2 separate regions of the Mus musculus genome follow, and region 1 is linked to region 2. Evidence: chromatin loops called from intact Hi-C (ENCODE). Cell type or tissue: left cerebral cortex. All regions are shown on one strand. Links, peaks and the distances in the headings refer to the core of each region. The heading gives the core; the rest is flanking DNA. Region 1 holds the start of Glra2 (glycine receptor, alpha 2 subunit). Region 2 overlaps Glra2 (glycine receptor, alpha 2 subunit).

What was found. A loop is a pair of places that touch in the nucleus more often than their neighbours do. Peaks named below come from ENCODE experiments on the same cell type or tissue, not always from the same donor. Only the 100,000 strongest peaks of a DNase experiment are listed, where the experiment ranks them.
Region 1: a loop joins it to region 2, with 4 times the contacts of the local background. A loop is called at or near these places in 4 of 42 quality-filtered maps.

The regions. Positions count from the first base shown.
Region 1 is chrX:165,323,338-165,331,909 of GRCm38, reverse strand. It overlaps Glra2 (glycine receptor, alpha 2 subunit), which reads left to right and starts at 4,517. Exons shown (of 9, transcript NM_183427.5): 1 at 4,517-5,108; 2 at 7,276-7,409. The coding sequence starts at 5,041. In left cerebral cortex, for the core only: a CTCF peak has its summit at 3,806 (motif pointing left); DNase peaks (open chromatin) are centred at 3,818, 4,294 and 4,414; H3K4me3 peaks cover 1,766 bases.
Region 2 is chrX:165,189,750-165,198,321 of GRCm38, reverse strand. The region is part of intron 7 of Glra2 (glycine receptor, alpha 2 subunit); the gene reads left to right. Among named protein-coding and RNA genes, the nearest start is that of Glra2, 130 kb to the left of the region's middle. In left cerebral cortex, for the core only: CTCF peaks have their summits at 4,576 and 6,833 (motif pointing left); DNase peaks (open chromatin) are centred at 4,569 and 6,856.

The DNA.
Region 1 (8,572 bases), core at 374-8,373, 130 kb before region 2:
AAAGCTTATCTAAGCATATAAGTCACTGCAAAAAAAAATGCCTGAGCCAACTCAAAAGAGAAAAAAGATATCTTTGGTTTGTTGTTTCAGAACTTTCAGCCAATGATTGCTTGACCTTGTCGTAGTGAGGTTGTGTTGGGGTAAAACACTATGGTGATAGAGTATATGATACAATAAATGCTCTTTTTATGTGACACATCATGGTAGCCACAAGGAAAACAAAGAATAAGGTACAAGATATAGCCTACAAGGACACACTTCGAGTGACTTAGTTCCTCCAAGTAAAACCAACTTCTTAAAGTTTCTACCACCTTTTACTAGACATTAAATTATGAGCTCATTACTAGGTTAATCCATTGAGAAGTTCAAACTATTTTGATCCAATCATGGTCACCAAACTCTGTCTCTGAACATTGATTGCATTGAGACCCAAACTCCCAATATTTTATGATTTGAGAGTCATTCTGCATCCAATGCATAACACTAGGTAATCATACCAGACTATTCATGAAATGATAACTATGGTTCATGAATCAGAGATTGGGAATATTAAACTTCCTTATAGTAGAAAGAGCTGATAGAATTGTGTAAGTTTGTGGGACCATGAAAGGCAGCCTGTTTTCTGGTCAAGCTAGGTTTAAACCCCGGAGACCAGGAAGATTAATTTGCAAGGGCTGTTTGCCATGCTCCCAGACACTAGACTCCTGACAGGAGGCCCCAGCTCCATAATTCTGTGGCCATCAGTCATGTAGACAAGGAGCCAAGCTCCTGGTATTCTGTCTGGACTCCACCCCCACAGTTATCTGTCATCAGCCAGGTGCCCTCCTCCCTCAGTTACCTGGCAACAGCCAAGTAGGCCCAGCCCACTATAAAAGGAGCTGCTTGCCCCCTCCTTGCTCTCTTGCTCTTACTCTCTTGCTCTTTCTCCTGCTTCCTGCTTGTCTCTCTCCATCTCTCTCCATTCTCCCCCCACCCTGCCTCTCCACGTGGCCATATCTGGCCCCTCTTTCCTTACTCTCTCCTTCTCTCTGCCTTTCTACAATAAATGCCTTAAAACCATGGACTGCCTCATTTCATCAGGATCCACAGCACTGGAGCAGTGAAGCAAGTCTTCCTCTAAAGATCTGCCCATCTAACCTCCAGCCAGGAGGCCCCTTCATTCCTAGCTCCTTCCACCACCACCATGCCACCCGGCCCAGCAAGACAAAGACTCTCCTCCCTGCAAGAACCTGCCAGAGTTCCCTCCTCCTGTGCTTTCCCCCCCAGCCCCTCCTTTGGGCCCACACTCTGTTCTCAGCTTCCTTGACATCTAGGAGCATCTGTGGTGTCCAAGAACTAGGCCCTGCCAAAATCGGCCTCCGTGTAGGCCTTGAGACCCCGAGCCTTACCTGGCAGCAGCATGGGGTCTACACAGTTGGACTTCCCACGTCCTGCCTCACCCAGCAGCCAAGCCCTGGGCTGGACGCTGGACCCCATTTTTATCCCACATAAGTTAAGGTCTTCATGAGGAAAGACTTTTTGAATGTAGTTGAGCATTCTATGAGATTAAACACTACAGCAAGCCCAAGAAGCTCAAACTGATTAAAACGGACAGGCTGTAAAAGGGTCAAGATGAGGAAAAGTGTAAGTATAATCAGATTATGTGGGACTTTTTGAACATATTAAATAATTTTCTTTTTGTACCCAAAGATCAGTGGTGAACCATAGCATTAATTAGAGGTTATGCATAATCAGATTCTAATTTTAATCCTTCATTCTGCTTGGAGCATATTTAAAGAGGTTGTTGGTTCTAGTGGACTAGTAAGGTGCATAACACAACAGCATCAAAATCTCACAACTGGGATTGGAGAAGTTAAGATGAAAAAAAAAAAGGTAGACGACAAATAGAAGACAAATCAATGGAGCTTTGTGAAAACCTCATTGTGGAGGTGCATGAAAAAGACATCTCAGAGAGCGTGCTTTGTCCATTGGTTGGTGACAGTGGAGTAGATACTACAGAAGAAGGTCAGAGGGGATTTTCAAACATGTTTAATCATGGGAGGAATTTAAAGATATATAGAGATATGAAGCAGAAATGATCAAAGAAGCAGATGGATGACTAAGTCATATATATGTTTGTGTGTCTACGTGTGAGTGTGTGTATCTGTAGTTTACAGGAAAAGACTAGGGAAATTATAGTATCATAATATTGTCTAATAGAGATTTCTAATAAGTTCTTCTTACCTAATGACCATGGATTTGGCCCACGGTCATACAATGAACAGCAAGGTTCTGAGTGACCTTTCACCAGCATTTTATATCACTCAGACAATAAGAGTTTCTGAATCTTTCCTGAGATAAAATATATCAAAGTCATACATTCTGCTTACATTCAAAATAAATTCCATGCATTTGTTTTAATAATACTTAAACTTAGGAAAAAAGTGCCTCATTTTAAACACAAACACACAAACAAAAACTCTATGGTGTAGTGTGAGACATCCCTTTATTCCAGTTTTGAATCTGTTCACTTTAAAGATCATCTACACCACACAGAAACTCTAGACCTGATTGTATCTCTGCAGGCCTGATACTCCAGCCAAAATAAGATCAGTTCCCGGAAATATACCTCTTCAGTTAATTCAGTATGGAAAAGGCCGTGTGTACTCATGTGTACATGCGAGTGTGAAGACTTAAGAATATCCCCAAAATAAAGAAGAGATAATAGTAGAAAAAAATGACTGTCCCAAATATAATACTGTAATTATGCTCAAAGTAAAACAAATTTTCACCCCTTCTTTCAAAACAGAGCCAAGTTAATATACTAGAAGGAGTTAAATGGAGTGAGTTGTAAAAGAAACACCCAGATGCTAGCACAGAATTGTGACACTATTATTTGAGATCTGGAAGACGATTTAGAGAGCATCTAGTTTACCCTATTTATTTTACTTCTCAGTTCCTCTCAATTTAGATTCTATACCTTTTAAGTCACAGAAAGAATTCTCATTCAGTTTGCTAATGAATTCTTTATCTACTTTTATCTTACTTGACAAGTCCATGTTTTGTAATACCACTGGTCTTGTTTCACAGTTTTTCTCCTGTGACACAGTGGACTCCAAGATTGTCTCCTATTCTGTCTTTTTGTCATGCATAGCCTCTTTACCTAGCCTGCAGACATTTGGTTTCCTAAAGACTGTATTCTAGTTCTTCATTTCTCCTCGGGTCTACAGTATCATAATTTGGGACCTTCCTGTGTTAAAAAAAAAAAAAATGAAAAGAACTTAGATATTTTTTCCTCTCAGAATCTACTTTTGAAAAAGTATAAAATTTTTGTGACTTTTCTTTGATATTCAAGCCAACCCAAGGATAAGCTTGTCATTTATGGGATAAATTTAACAATAGTAAAGCATTCTCAAATCAAGTCCTGTGGTAGAGTGCCAAGGTGGCTAAGGAGTGATATTTCATGGACAAATGCAAGTTCCTCACCCACTTCATCGTAAGTGCACATTTTCAAGGGAAACTAGTTACTACTGTTAAAATATTTCCCCTTTCTCTTTTTATTAATAGTATTGGTAAATTCATTTGGAGAGAGCAGGTTATGTGATATGCTTTGAACTGAACTCAGGAACTTTCAATCAGTTTTCAGCCAGTGTGGGAAGAGGAAAAATCCACTTAATTATTTGACCCTTATTGGTGATTAACACTCTGTACTGCAATGGTGAGACTAAGCCCCCAGTCTTCACTTTTTCTTGCTCCATTTCTATCATGGAACCCTGTTCAAACCTTAATTCGGGCAGGAAAAGATTGCTACTGCCCCCTGCTGGCTCACTGTCCTTTTCTTTCCCTTTTGGTATTTACTTGCGACTTGAGGATGCCCCAAGATTTTATGCACTGAACAGTAGAACGAACTTTCCCAAGTAGGAAGATAGATCAGTTAGGAACAAGAGGCTAAAATCAAAACAAAACACTCAAGAGCTGAGAAAGGCAGAAGATATTCTAAATTGCTGATCTCCGCGCACCTTTTTTTTTTTTTTTTTTTTTTTTTTTTTTGTACGTGAAAGCTTCTCTATGCCGAGGAAATACACTCTCCACTTCAGCCTTCAGCACAGGACTTCGCTTTTCCTCTAGCTTCCGCTGACTAGATGTTGACTTCCTATATCCCTATTATAATTTCAGTTCCCTGGATCTTGTTCTCTGTTGTCCTAGTTTACTTTTCTGATACTTTTAATCCTCTTTCAGTCTCTTCTGCTTCAAACTCCTTTCCCGCCTACCCACAGGCATTTCTGGGAGCTCGACCCTAGCCTCACCTTTTCCCTCTACACAGACTCTAGCCATAGTTGTTATCGCACTCCTTTCAGTAGCCCCTTACCAAAGAATCAGTCACTCTGCATTTCAACAGCAGGCTCATCTCCTCTCAAAAGCCTCTCTCCGACCCCCGCCCCAAGCTACTGAAAAAGGAAACATGCGCACTTCAGAGCTAGGAGCTGTCCGAGTGCTGAAATTTATAGGCTGGGTAAGATCACGTCTCCGTCTCTTTCTGTAGCTCTCATTCCAGCACAGGATCGCAGCATTTTTTCCCTCTTTCCCCCAAACACTTCAATATACAGAGTCTTTTCTTCTCCCTCATTTGCAACTTCTTTTTAAAAGAGAACATTTCCTAAGGAGAGGGGCTTTGCTGAATAGAAAAGATATAAAACAAAAGCTACAGCAGCCTGACTTCCAGCGTGGCATTGTCACCAGCCCCCTTTGCATGGTGATGCGATTAAGGTAACAGCATTTTTATTATTCAGGAAAAGCAGCTAGGGGATTCATCAGTTCTGAGGCTTTGTCTCTCCTGGGCTAACTGATGGTTCTGAGTCTTGGTTTGACCTGACCATGATGCCCAAGACTGGCACTTTTTGTTTTTTCTCAGCAAACTGTACAACCCCAAATCTCTTTTTGATTTTCAAGGAAACTAGATTCCTGCCAGATTTTGAGTCTGGACAATAAATAGGCACTTTGTCCTAGTCTCCTTTCTGGAATCATTTCGGGATATTTTCCACAACCATCACAGAAACAGGAATGTACCGGCAGCTAGTGAACATTTTGACAGCCTTGTTTGCATTTTTCTTAGGGACAAACCACTTCAGGTAGGTGAAATGATTTTGCATGCTTATATTTTCCACATGAAAACTGTTTGAAAGAGAAAGTATGTAATGATCTGTCTATTTGTTCCCTAAATCCTACTATTCCAATGTCGGAGAGGAGAGTTTGCTTTCTTTTGTTCATTAAAAAAAAAAAAAAAAAAGCTTAATTATGGTGGGAGGGAGGCAAATGTTCACCAAAGCAAGTTTTATGTTATATAGCTGCACTTTATGCATTTTGGCACACATTTTCGCCGTCAATGTGATATTAAGATTAGACTAGTGAGTTGTGTGCTCTTTACATTACTGTGTAAGGTTGATATCTTTAGCTTTCAAATTCTTCTGGAAGTCATTTAAAGGGATTATTGGGTGCAATGTTCCTTTTTTCATATGGTGGAAGTGATTGGATTAATTCCCCAGGAGCACGCTCATTTGATGTAAAATAAATAAGAACGCTGATTCTCAGCCAACTTGGGACTTCTCTTATATCTCACTAACTAAAATTGTACTATGAAGTCTATGATTTAGACATTTTTTTCAAGTAGTAAATATCTTTATGCAACTCTATCCTCTTGTTCGGTCTATTTGAGAATTGATTGCATATCAAAATTTAATTAAAAATGACATCTTTGTACTTATGTCTGTATGAGAAATGGGGTGTGGATAATTAAAACAAGTGAGATGTCATATTTGCATGCTTGTATTCTCTATATAATTTACTAATTGTGAAATCAATTGATACTTCAATCAGTTTTATTGGCAGTGAGTGAAATATCCAGTTAATGACATAGAGTCTAAGACAGGCTAGACATAAAAAAAAATGCTATTAAAACAAAATATAGGTCATTTAATGTTTTAAAAGATTTTATTTTATTTTTTCACAGAACCAGGAGAAATTGAACACATAGAAATAATGCTATGGGTACTGGGAAAAACCCCTATGTTCTTTTCAGGTTTACACCTCTTACTATCATTAAGAAAGATTGTAGGCTGGGTTTTTGTTAGAATCATCACCACCACCATCATCATTATCATCATCAACATCATCATCATCATCATCAGCCTCATTCCAACCACCATCATAGTAAAATAATATTCAATTAATCAGATGAATCTGCATATGGAAATGTGAGTATTTCTGGATGACTAAATCAATTTTTAACTCCCACCAAATGTTCATAACATCTTTGCACTTATAATTAATACCTCTGATTTGAAAAATTGATATGAGTGTTGTATTATCTTAATGGCAGAAGTAACAAATTATTTAAAACACATGCATATATATATATATATATATATATACAGCATATACATATATGTACACACAAACACTTTAGTGACATTCAGTCAACTAGAAATGTATTATGAAAGAATTTATCTTATAAAACAAATATGTGATTTTATATACACTTTATGATTTCTAAAATGGATATAAAAATCTGAGAAATTTTTGATTACCTTTTCCTGTTTTTGATAATGTAAAAGGTCCAATGCCTTAGAAATGATATTCCATTAATGAGCTATTGGAGAATCAGCAATTTACATATTCATATATGAATAAGAACTGAGAAAATAATTCAAGTAACATACTCATTATGGTTCTATTTTAAAATGGTGGTAAAATACCAAGTAAAGGCTCTTTTTTCAGATAACACACTGGAAAAGACTAATGCTGATAGCTGCAATAGAATGGTAGCAAGTGAGAAAATAAGCATGTAATAATTAACTGTATTATTCAGTCCATCTTGTTATTATATATTTCTCATAAATGGTAAAAGATAAGCTTAAAGCTGAAATGTAATGATTTTTATAGCCATGAAGAATTGATATTATGTTATCATGTGAATTTAAATAACTGTGTTCAGTTCTCTGATAATTCTAAAAACAAAAATCCTTTGTACATCCACAAATCTGGAACCTGAATCAATATACATTATCCCACCTTCAACAAAATATAAAGTTCAGCAACTTGGTTGACATTGCTCAGGATTGATTCTTCTCATTCAGTTAAAGTTAACTTTAAAAATTGTTCAAGTTGAGAAGTTGATCAAGACCTCAAATTTTTCTTCTTGTATTAAATATCTTTTGCAAATTGTGGTTCAAATGCTCTGTATTAGTTCTAAGAAAATGAAAGGGTAATTCTTACTAAAAGAGGTAATAATGTGTTTAGGGAAGCTTTCTGCAAAGACCATGACTCCAGGTCTGGAAAACATCCCTCGCAGACCCTATCTCCTTCAGATTTCTTGGATAAATTAATGGGAAGAACATCAGGATATGATGCAAGAATCAGGCCAAATTTTAAAGGTAGGTTCCAGTGAAAACTTACGTTGCAGCTTTGTGAAATGTCTCAGGTGTAGGAATACTTTGCACTGAAGTACGTTTTCATTACACAATTTCAGCCTCCCTGTGAAAAAGAATCAGCAAGTATGTCATTTGTTTTATTTTGGCCTTCTTTTAAATATTTCTAGATTTAAACATTTTACATATTACTTAGCACTTGACATGTTCACAAACTTTCCTTGGTTTTATTCTATTATACAAGTAATCCTAGTGGCAGAGATTATTGTCACAATCCTTATTTTGTCTTAAGTTGGACTGTGACTGAAAGTGAATAGAAGAACCAATGATAGAGTTTGCTTGCATGAACGTCTATGAAGACATTCACCAACTTCAATGGGTACACCAAAATACTCAGTTGTTTTCAACAATATGTCAGTGTAAATTCTGAATTTTAACATAATACATCCTATTTTGTATTCTTTCAGGCCTCTAATTTTTGAACTCTGCTAGAAAAGGCTTTAATTTAATATATCAGATACTTTCAATTCCAAGTGATTTAAATATTTCAATTGTTGATTTGAAATTATTTATCTGAAATTAATGAAAAGAAATGGTATAGGATTCTAAAATACACCTGTCAGAGTTGGTGGATACTTTTTGGGTTAATTGGAAGAAAACAAAAGATTAATTTTGTTTTTCCTTGTTTAACATTACAAAATACAGTTATTAGTATGTAGAAGTAATTGATTTGTCCATTTAATTCTTTTTTTTTAAATCAGAAAAAAACTGTAGTAAAGAAACAAACAATTGTCACTAGAATTGAATTGTTCTGATGCTTTTGTTTTTAATACATATTTTAAATGGCAAGTGTCCTTTCTAAACTGTTGAGTGTAACATAATACACTGTGAAATGTTTATGATATTTTATAAAGGGGGATAATTTAAATCTAACTATTATGTAGCAATACATGCATCACTTTGGTTTTGCTCATCAGTAATTTAATCATGTTACTTTCCTGGAGTTTTGATTCCTACTATTGGCAAATATTAGCATGAAAACTAAACTCTAAATTGTTTTCTTATTTAAATGTAATGCCTCTGAATATACCCAGTTTGAGCACATTCCATAAGGTTATATATCATAACTCTGACAAAACAAGTATCCTTTTAATTGACAATGATTATTA
Region 2 (8,572 bases), core at 254-8,253:
AATTTCACCATGATGATGAGAATTAACATGCTTGAGCACTTAGAAGATACCAGGCCCAGTTCTAAGGACTTACAACTTGCTATTTCATGTGTACTCAAGCCCTTACAGAAAATCTATTAGGTGGGATCCATTTATTATCCTTTTTTTTTCATTTGATAAGTCTGAGGCACAAAGCCATTATATGCGGAGTAATTCAGATAGAAAGAACCAAGGCAGTATTAGGACACCCAAAGGCTAACACTTAGAATCCATTTTATCACTGTGCCTCCTTATCATTTGAAGATTCATTATGGTATTACATGAGTATTTTTCTTTAATCTTAGTGGGTAATTCTCGATTTTCGGCAAGTTCTACCCTGCCATGTAGAGAGATATTCAATGAATATATATTATCAGATGTCACTGAAAGCATTACGAAGGCAAAGAAAGGGGTCTGGAGACTATTTCTAGGACTGTCAGGTCTCATCTTACTATTGGAGGAACTCCACCCTACTATTGACTAGGTTTTCTCTCTCCTAACCTTTTGTTTCCTTTGAGTCACAAACTCTTACAAAAGAGAATCTCAGAAAGAGGGAAGTGGGGTTGAGACCGGAGAAAGGTTGTAGCCAAGTTTGCAAACTCCATCAGTGGCTAAGCCAAGGCCCATATGTCTGCCCTCTTGTCACTGCTGCCTTCATCATAGTTCTGCTGTCTCCTCTAAGTTTCTATCCTACTCAGAGACTCAAATTGATGTACACTCTCTGAAGCACATGTATGCAACTGCTATATTAGAAACTGATGTGTTCAGTGAGCCCAACAAAAATCTTTTCACACTTCCAATTTCTTTTTCAACTACGTGATATGCTTTTGTACTGAAAATAATAATAATAATAATGTCACCTGATGGCATGGTCTCTTTAAAAGAGCTTACACATTTATTCATGTCATTTTACTCAGGAGGCTCTAGGATTTGTTTTTAATTACTGACAGACTCCCCCAGGCAAATATGCATCTAATAATTAGTGAGTGATTTGTGCTTCTGGTTGTTGTTGGTGGTGGTGGTGGTGGTTTGGTTTGGTTTGGTTTGGTTTGGTTTGGTCATTTGTTTGTTTGTTTGTTTCTTATGGTAAGCATGGACATATGGCTCTGAGGTGAATCAAAATGCTGTTTAGCTGCAGGAATTGGGCCCAGCTGAAACATGATCTTTGGTAACTTCTGCTACCAAAAATAAGATCAGCAGCACAGCCAGAGGCTTTTGTCCCACACTAATTCCCAACCTCTGATTGACCTGTAGCTCTTTTTCTGATTTTTTTCTCTCCACATGGAACCTGGAGTATGGTGAGGCTCTGGAATCTTTCCATTTCAGTTTCACTTAGGAAGACATTGAAACAGCAAGTAGCTGATTAGCTTCAAGAGCTTTAGTTTAGAAGACACTAAGCTTGAGTGCCCAGAGTCCAAGGCCAAGAAAGCAAAGTTTCTGTCAAGTAGGCTCCCGTGGAGATATCCTTGCTGACCTCAAGCCTCCACCACGAGTTCACATTTAAGTATAGCGCAGATGGTAAACTAGGCCATGGGAGTGACACTGGATAGGAAAACTTCTTGCCTGCCATGACTCTGCCATCCAGTTTAAATAATGTTTTGTATGTGAAATACTCTTCAACACTAAACTGTAGGAGACTCTGTCTTTACCTCTGGGCTGCCAGATCCCAGTGGTAAAAGGTTTCAAGTGTATTGCTGGGAATCTTATTACAAAGAGCATCTATTGTCTCCTAGGTTTAGCACAAGATTCAAGGCAGTCTTCAGGAAGTGGTATGATTGTGTTTCTTTGTTTGTTTCTTTGTTTGCACTGTAGGTTAAACTGAGCTTCTAATATAGACCTGAATTATAGCCCACAATCACCTATTCTCTTCATAACTTACCAATCAGTCATCTCAAAAATTGGCTTGCATTGTGTCTTATTTTTCTATTGATGTGACAAAATACCATGACTAAGGCAACTTATAAAAATAGAAAGCATTTAATGGCGCATATGGTTTCAGAGGGTTAGAGTCCATGATAGTAGAACAAAGGCTTGGCCACAGTAAAAGTGAGTGTTCACACCTTGAGCTGCAAGTAGGAAGCAGAGATAGGCCCACTAGAAATGCCCAAGTCTTTTGAAACCTCAAACCTTGCCCCCAGTAGCATGCCTCCTAAATCCTTCCCAAACAAGTTCATCAACTGAGGACCAAAAACTTGAACTATGAGCCGATGGGGCTTATACAGATCACTCAACACTGTGAGCATACTATCACTGTAGGACACTGGAGAACTTGGGTACGTTCACTTACTTAGCATGTGCCCATCTACTGACTCTGATAAGGTTCTAAGATTCAGAAATAATAAAAAATGAGAAGTGTCCCCAATGCTGCCCTCCTGATCTGGCTGCCTCATCTTATTCTAGGAGCAGAGAATTAACTTATAAATCCTGAATGACTAAGTACATTTCAGGGAATGGAGACTTCTCAGCTCTTCTGGGCTTTTCTTCTCCTCAGTTCCCCAGTTGAGGAACTATAAGATGGCAAACATTTGTCATCACCACAAATCTAAAGGGCCAGTCTAAAATAGTTCATTTTGTAAAATCTGAAGATCAGGACTGAATTATTTTTAAGACAAAATCCCTTGAACTTCTGAACCTCCTGTGTCTACCACATAATTTGGGTGAGTGTGAGAATGTGCTACCACCCCTGGCTTGGCTGATGAAAGCCGGATTCCTGATGATACCTGGGGCCTTGTCTAGAGTAGGCAGGATCCTACCAACGGAGCTTTATCACCAGGCCAAAGAGGGGATTTCTTTATTTGTTTGTGTTTTTTTTTTTCAGAATTAATTTTATCTTCTGTTCTCCCTTCTTCATAAGTGTAAAATCAGAACCTAGGTTAAGATAGAGATTTAGAATGAATGAATGAACTAACAAACAAATAAATGGACAAATTTACAGACAAAGAACATGTGGCACGAACTGTGGAGAGATCAAGTGATTGTGGACAGATCAAGTGAACAGTGTGCTTATCTTTGAATATTTATCATCCTCTCTGGCTGTAGGTTTACAGTTCCCCTGCTTCTTACATGTTTATGCCATCGCATGCATCCTCTTGGCTTTTTTTTTCCACTGCAGATGGTGTCATTGAGTGAAACCAGAGTCCATGAGTAATTCAAGACTCACCTTCAGACAAACAGAGGTTCCCCAGAGGTCAATGAACTAGAAAAACATAATTTGAGGTCAATCCAGGTTAATTGTGAATTGCAGTTCAAACACTGGCTGCCTGATTTTGGTAAAGTTAAAGAGTAAACACACTTATCATTATAGTAAGAGATAACTAAATCAGACCTGAGTGATGAAAGTTCTTTACTGACGATAATAATTTTCTGTAAAAGTATATCAGGTTTTATGACATCCAGCATGTCACTACAATGAGATTCACATCTATGTGAACCGAGATTGTGTGATTTTTAGTAGGACAAAGGAAAAAATACTAATAACGTCTTAATGGATACATAGAACATGAAATGAAAGAGATTTAATTTTACATTTATTCCCCTTGAGGACATTGCCTTGAATCATGCTAATTTTAAATTATGCAATGACATCAGATGGTCATCTCTTGCAAACCAATGCAAATGAGCATCTACAAACTGCTAAATGGGTGTCAAGTTTTACAGAAAGTGACATACTCAATTCTTTATAGACCCCATTGGACTGAAACCTGTGTCTCAATATGAAGAAACTGAGATTCCAAAAGGTTAAATCATTTTCCCAAGTCCTCTGACCATTCAGCTAGAATGAAAATACAAATTGACAAAGCCTCAGTATGCTTTTCTCCCACCACACACACACACACACACACACACACACTCACTGAATTAGTATCTATTTAAAGGAGCATCATCTTGTCATTCCCTGATATCAACTTTCTAATATTTACACAAAATAGCTAGCTCTTTTTTTCAATTTTCCCTTTGTATTTTAATAGTGGCCATTTAGCTACTGACCTCCCACTAACTTCTCATTCCTGACCAGCTGGAGAAGAAGCATCCATCTCCTTTTTGTCTGAAGGTGCAGTCCCAGAAAGGAAACAATGGTAGTAATCCTATTAGCTGAGAATGGAATGTAGTGTGGCACACTCAAGCACTAGGAAAATGTTTTCTTGAGTCCTGCTTCTTCCCCTTTTTCAAGAAGCAAATACTTCCCTGGCTTTTGCTTCTCCAGATGCCTTATTTGCAGAAAGCTTTAGGGAGAATTTCTTCAGAGTGCAATTTTGGTACAGGGAACGTTGCCTTGTATTGCTTGCATATTTGGAGGGTGGATAGTTGTTTTCTTCTAGTACCCCTTCCCTCTTTAAAAGTTACATGGGTATATGTCTTTGCTACACCACTTTGAACAGTTTTCTGACTTCTATAATGAAGAGAGATGTGCTCATCTTATAAATAATATCAGCTAACTAATCCTGTGTAGCACCAAATGCAGAACAAACAAATTGATTCCCAAGGGTTCTCAGAACCATTTCAGAACTGGTTGATTCATTCAGATACCAGCCTTGAAGGTACTGCCACCCAATGGCTATTTATGCAAACAACACTTTCATGAGAGCTATATTGTAAGTTACTTTGCCTAGACTCCAACAAGACTATCAGCTATGAAAAGAAAATGCACGAGGGTTGGGATACTGGCATAGACCAGATAGTCAACTCTGCCACTATATGTCTTTGCCAAGGAAATCTAATTTCCCTGCATTAAACAGCAGGTGTGAGCTGTTTTAATTAGGCAATAAAAATCACAATTTGGCCCTGAAACTATCAAGGCAAAATTGTACAATACCAAGAATCTTTGGCATCACATTTAATTCAAATGTCTATTTTGGATGATATAATGAATGAGTATAGATAAGAGACAAAAGCAAAGAGCAAAGCCAGCGTTCTTCTTCTTTCCATACTTGTTGGTTTCTTGCATTATATGATTTTGCTGTGCATTTAATAAATTCATTTCCATTCTTGAGTGAGCTTCAGGTTCAGTGAGAGACTCCTCAAGGGAATAAGATAGAGAGTGCTAGAAAAATACCCCTTACTTCCTTCTCAGGCCTCCACATGTGTGCACACAGCCATGTGTACCCCTGACACAAGCATACACATATGTCTTTTATCTTCCCACACAAAAGAAAAGAAAAATAGCCGGGCACATTAAGATGGTCCTATGACTACCATTTTGTTTTTCTATTAAAATGAATACTTGGTTTATCATAGCCACTTATGAATTTTCTCCACTCTAGAAAACTCTCTCCCTGCATGTTTATAAACAATCCCTTTTATTGGCTTATAAAGGATTGTCACAGATCCCTGTGGTCAGCCCAGTGGCTAGGAATATGTTTTAATTGGCACACTGTCCTATGGGAATACTTGCCCAAGGAATAAAGAGTAGTCCTTGTGACATCATTACCCATAAATTGTCCTGGGCATCAATATGGGATAGAATATATCCCAACTCATAAAAAAAAAAATGACTTCTTGTCTTGGGAAATGCTTAGCATCTGAATATAGAAAACAAATTCTAAGAGTCAGGTCAATAAACTCATAACTTGGTTTCCTACTTTGAAATTGAGTTCAGTAGGTCATCAATGAAACAATGGCTCTAGAAAACGTTCAAGTTTTCAAAAACATGGAGAGAATTGAAAACTCATCAATGAGAAGTACCTCTAAAGAGTGTTGACATGATGCCAAAGCAGCAGTAATTACAACAAATAGGTGCTTAGCTAGCACCATGAAAACCTAGGCCACCTGATTGGCTCTACTTTTCTACTAGATAGGTTTGTAAACTATATGAGCTGTAAAGCTATAAAAACATAATAAATCTTTCCCTGAGTGAAAACAGATCCAGAGGAACATGAACACCATTAGCTAGCAGCTCTAAAATATATGACCGACTACTGGCCAGCACAAGAAGTATGTATGACCTGCTCTATTTCCATCCTGGGCTGTATCCTCCTTAGGCTACCTAGTCGTTCCCAACTCCAGGTAACTGGCACACAGTGGCTGTAGCACACTACAACCCAGAATTTCTGGACTCATGTGATCTTTCTGCCTCAGCATTCTGAGTAGCTGGCAGTGACATGGTTCTAAAATAATAACAATAAATATTTTTTAAATGTTCTAAAATTGTCTTTCATTTAGATATCTTCTGTAGTTGCCTCTTTGTATAAAATTGTGAAAGGGATTAAAATTTCTGTAATTTTTTGGAAATTTTGTCAATCAAAAGCAACATTTGGGGCACTTACTAACAACTGAAAGCCTTGTTTGTCCTCAGTGGCATAGATAGAAAGGTATTGAATTTTTAATCCTGAATATATTCTATACTTGAGTTTTGCAGATTCATGAACACTAAACTGGGTCAACTAACTATAAATACATTATAAAACCTAAATATGCGTGAGATCATGTTAGACAGAGAAAGCATCATCTTTAAGACAGAACATGAGCTACTCCTGAAGCAATTATCTAGAAACAAGTAGAAGTGTGAGATTTACACAGTGGACCAAAGTGTTAAGCAAGATTTCTGAATCTAATAACAACATTCACATCTGGCACTAAGTTCTTTGTTCTGGGCTCCTCACTTCAGCTTCAGAAATCCCTGAGTGTCCTTGAACCGTGCATCATTCCTGACTGGGACTCCCTGGACTAGATATAGGTACTAAGAGGTCAGGAAAATTTATTTTCTTTCCTAACCTTAGGACTATTGAACTCAAAATTTACTAGCATGTGGCTATGGAAATCCTGGCCATTATAGGATGTCTAGAAGCATCCCTGACCCATACTTGTAGTGCCTCCCAGTGGTTGTAACAAGTTAAAGTATCTGCAGATATTGCCAGGTTTCCCCTGAGGTGTAAAAATCACTCCTTCAATTGGGGAAGCACTGGTGTAAACAATGAGTCATAGTAGAAATGGAATTGGCTTCCTGTGGGGCGGGGCAGTAAGTAGACTTGCTTAAACAAAGAGCAAAGTTTCTGTTAGGAAAGAGTAGGATAAAGTTAAATAACTAGGGCAGACACATACTGATGGTATCTTGAATACCAGAGCCTGCAAGAGGCAGCCATAGTAATGCTGAGGTCTATGTGTTTCTAATTGAAATTGGTATTTTAAAATTCATTCCACAGAAGCAAAAGGTCAGAGTGCCACTAGGAGGTTGTGAATGCAAAGGGACCTATTGTTATGTTAGCCAGGTCTCCCTGTCAATGGTTGAGACCATAAAGGCACCTTTGGAAAGAAAGTAAAGAGTAAATGCAGGGGGAACTTTGCAGATAGAAATGTGATAATGCAGAATTGCTCCTGTCTAAAGGAAATACAAGGACAAACAGTGGAGCAGAGACTGAGAGAAAGGCCATCCAAAGACTACCCTACCTGGGGATCCATCCCACATGCAGACACCAAACCCAAACACTATTGCTAATACCAACAGGTGCTTGCTGACAAAAGACTGATACAGCTGTCTCCTGGGAGGCTCTGCCAGATCCTAACCAATATAGATGCAGATGATCACAGCTACCCATCAGACTGAGCACAGGGACTCCAATGGAGGAGTTATGGGAAGGAATGAAGGAGCTGAAGGGGCCTTATCTGGGCGAGGCCCTTGGTCCTGTAAAGGCTTGATGCTCCAGGATAGAGGCATGCTAGGATGGTGAGGCAGGAGTGGGTGGATGGGTGAGCACCTTCATAGAAGCAGGATAAGGGGGGATGGGATAGGGATTTGCAGAGTGGAAACTGGGAAAGGGAATAATAACATTTGAAATATAAACAGAAAAATCCAATTTAAAAAAAGAAAAAAAAAAGAAAGAAATGTGATGTCTAAACTGAACACTAGAGGTGAAGGCAAAACAAGAACCAATGGGAAAAGCAGAGTTGCTAGTGAGAGGACTCCAGTAAAATGAATGAAAGAGGAGACAATTAATGAAATAGACTCTGCAAATGATAACTGTAGATGTTTTTTTAGAGAGTTAGCACAAAAGCAAAGAAGATATGCCTGGAGATGGCTTTGGAATTACAAAAGGCTGAAATCAGTGGATAAATGAGTCTCATTTACATTACACTCTATTCCGGAGGAAGTGGGCCAGAGTTTTTGAGATGGCTGGCTTCTTCCATCTTAGGGTACTGCTTTCTTGAAGCCAGTGTAGATATCCAGTGAAGGGTTAAGTCCTCATGAATATTTTAGAGGCCCTCAACTAGCATGCAGAGTTTATTTCACATTCCATTGTATATTCTACTAAACTAGAAAAATCTAGTTTTACTGGTGCAGCAAATGAGATTCACAAGAAGTTGGCCAGTCTTTGCTTTAGGGTATACACCAACAAAAACAACCACTCCACTTCTGACACCCCCAAACACACAAAAATAAGAAATCTATAAAAGATGGTAGATTTGTGGAGAATATGAATGTAGAGTCTAAATTAAAGCAGAAAAAGTTATAGAAGACTCAAGACATGACTCCACAGGAGTCATAGATCTGATCAAAGAGAACTAGGCCTGTGTGGAAGTTGAAATATCAAGAGGAAAAGATATTTCCATTAGGAAGGAA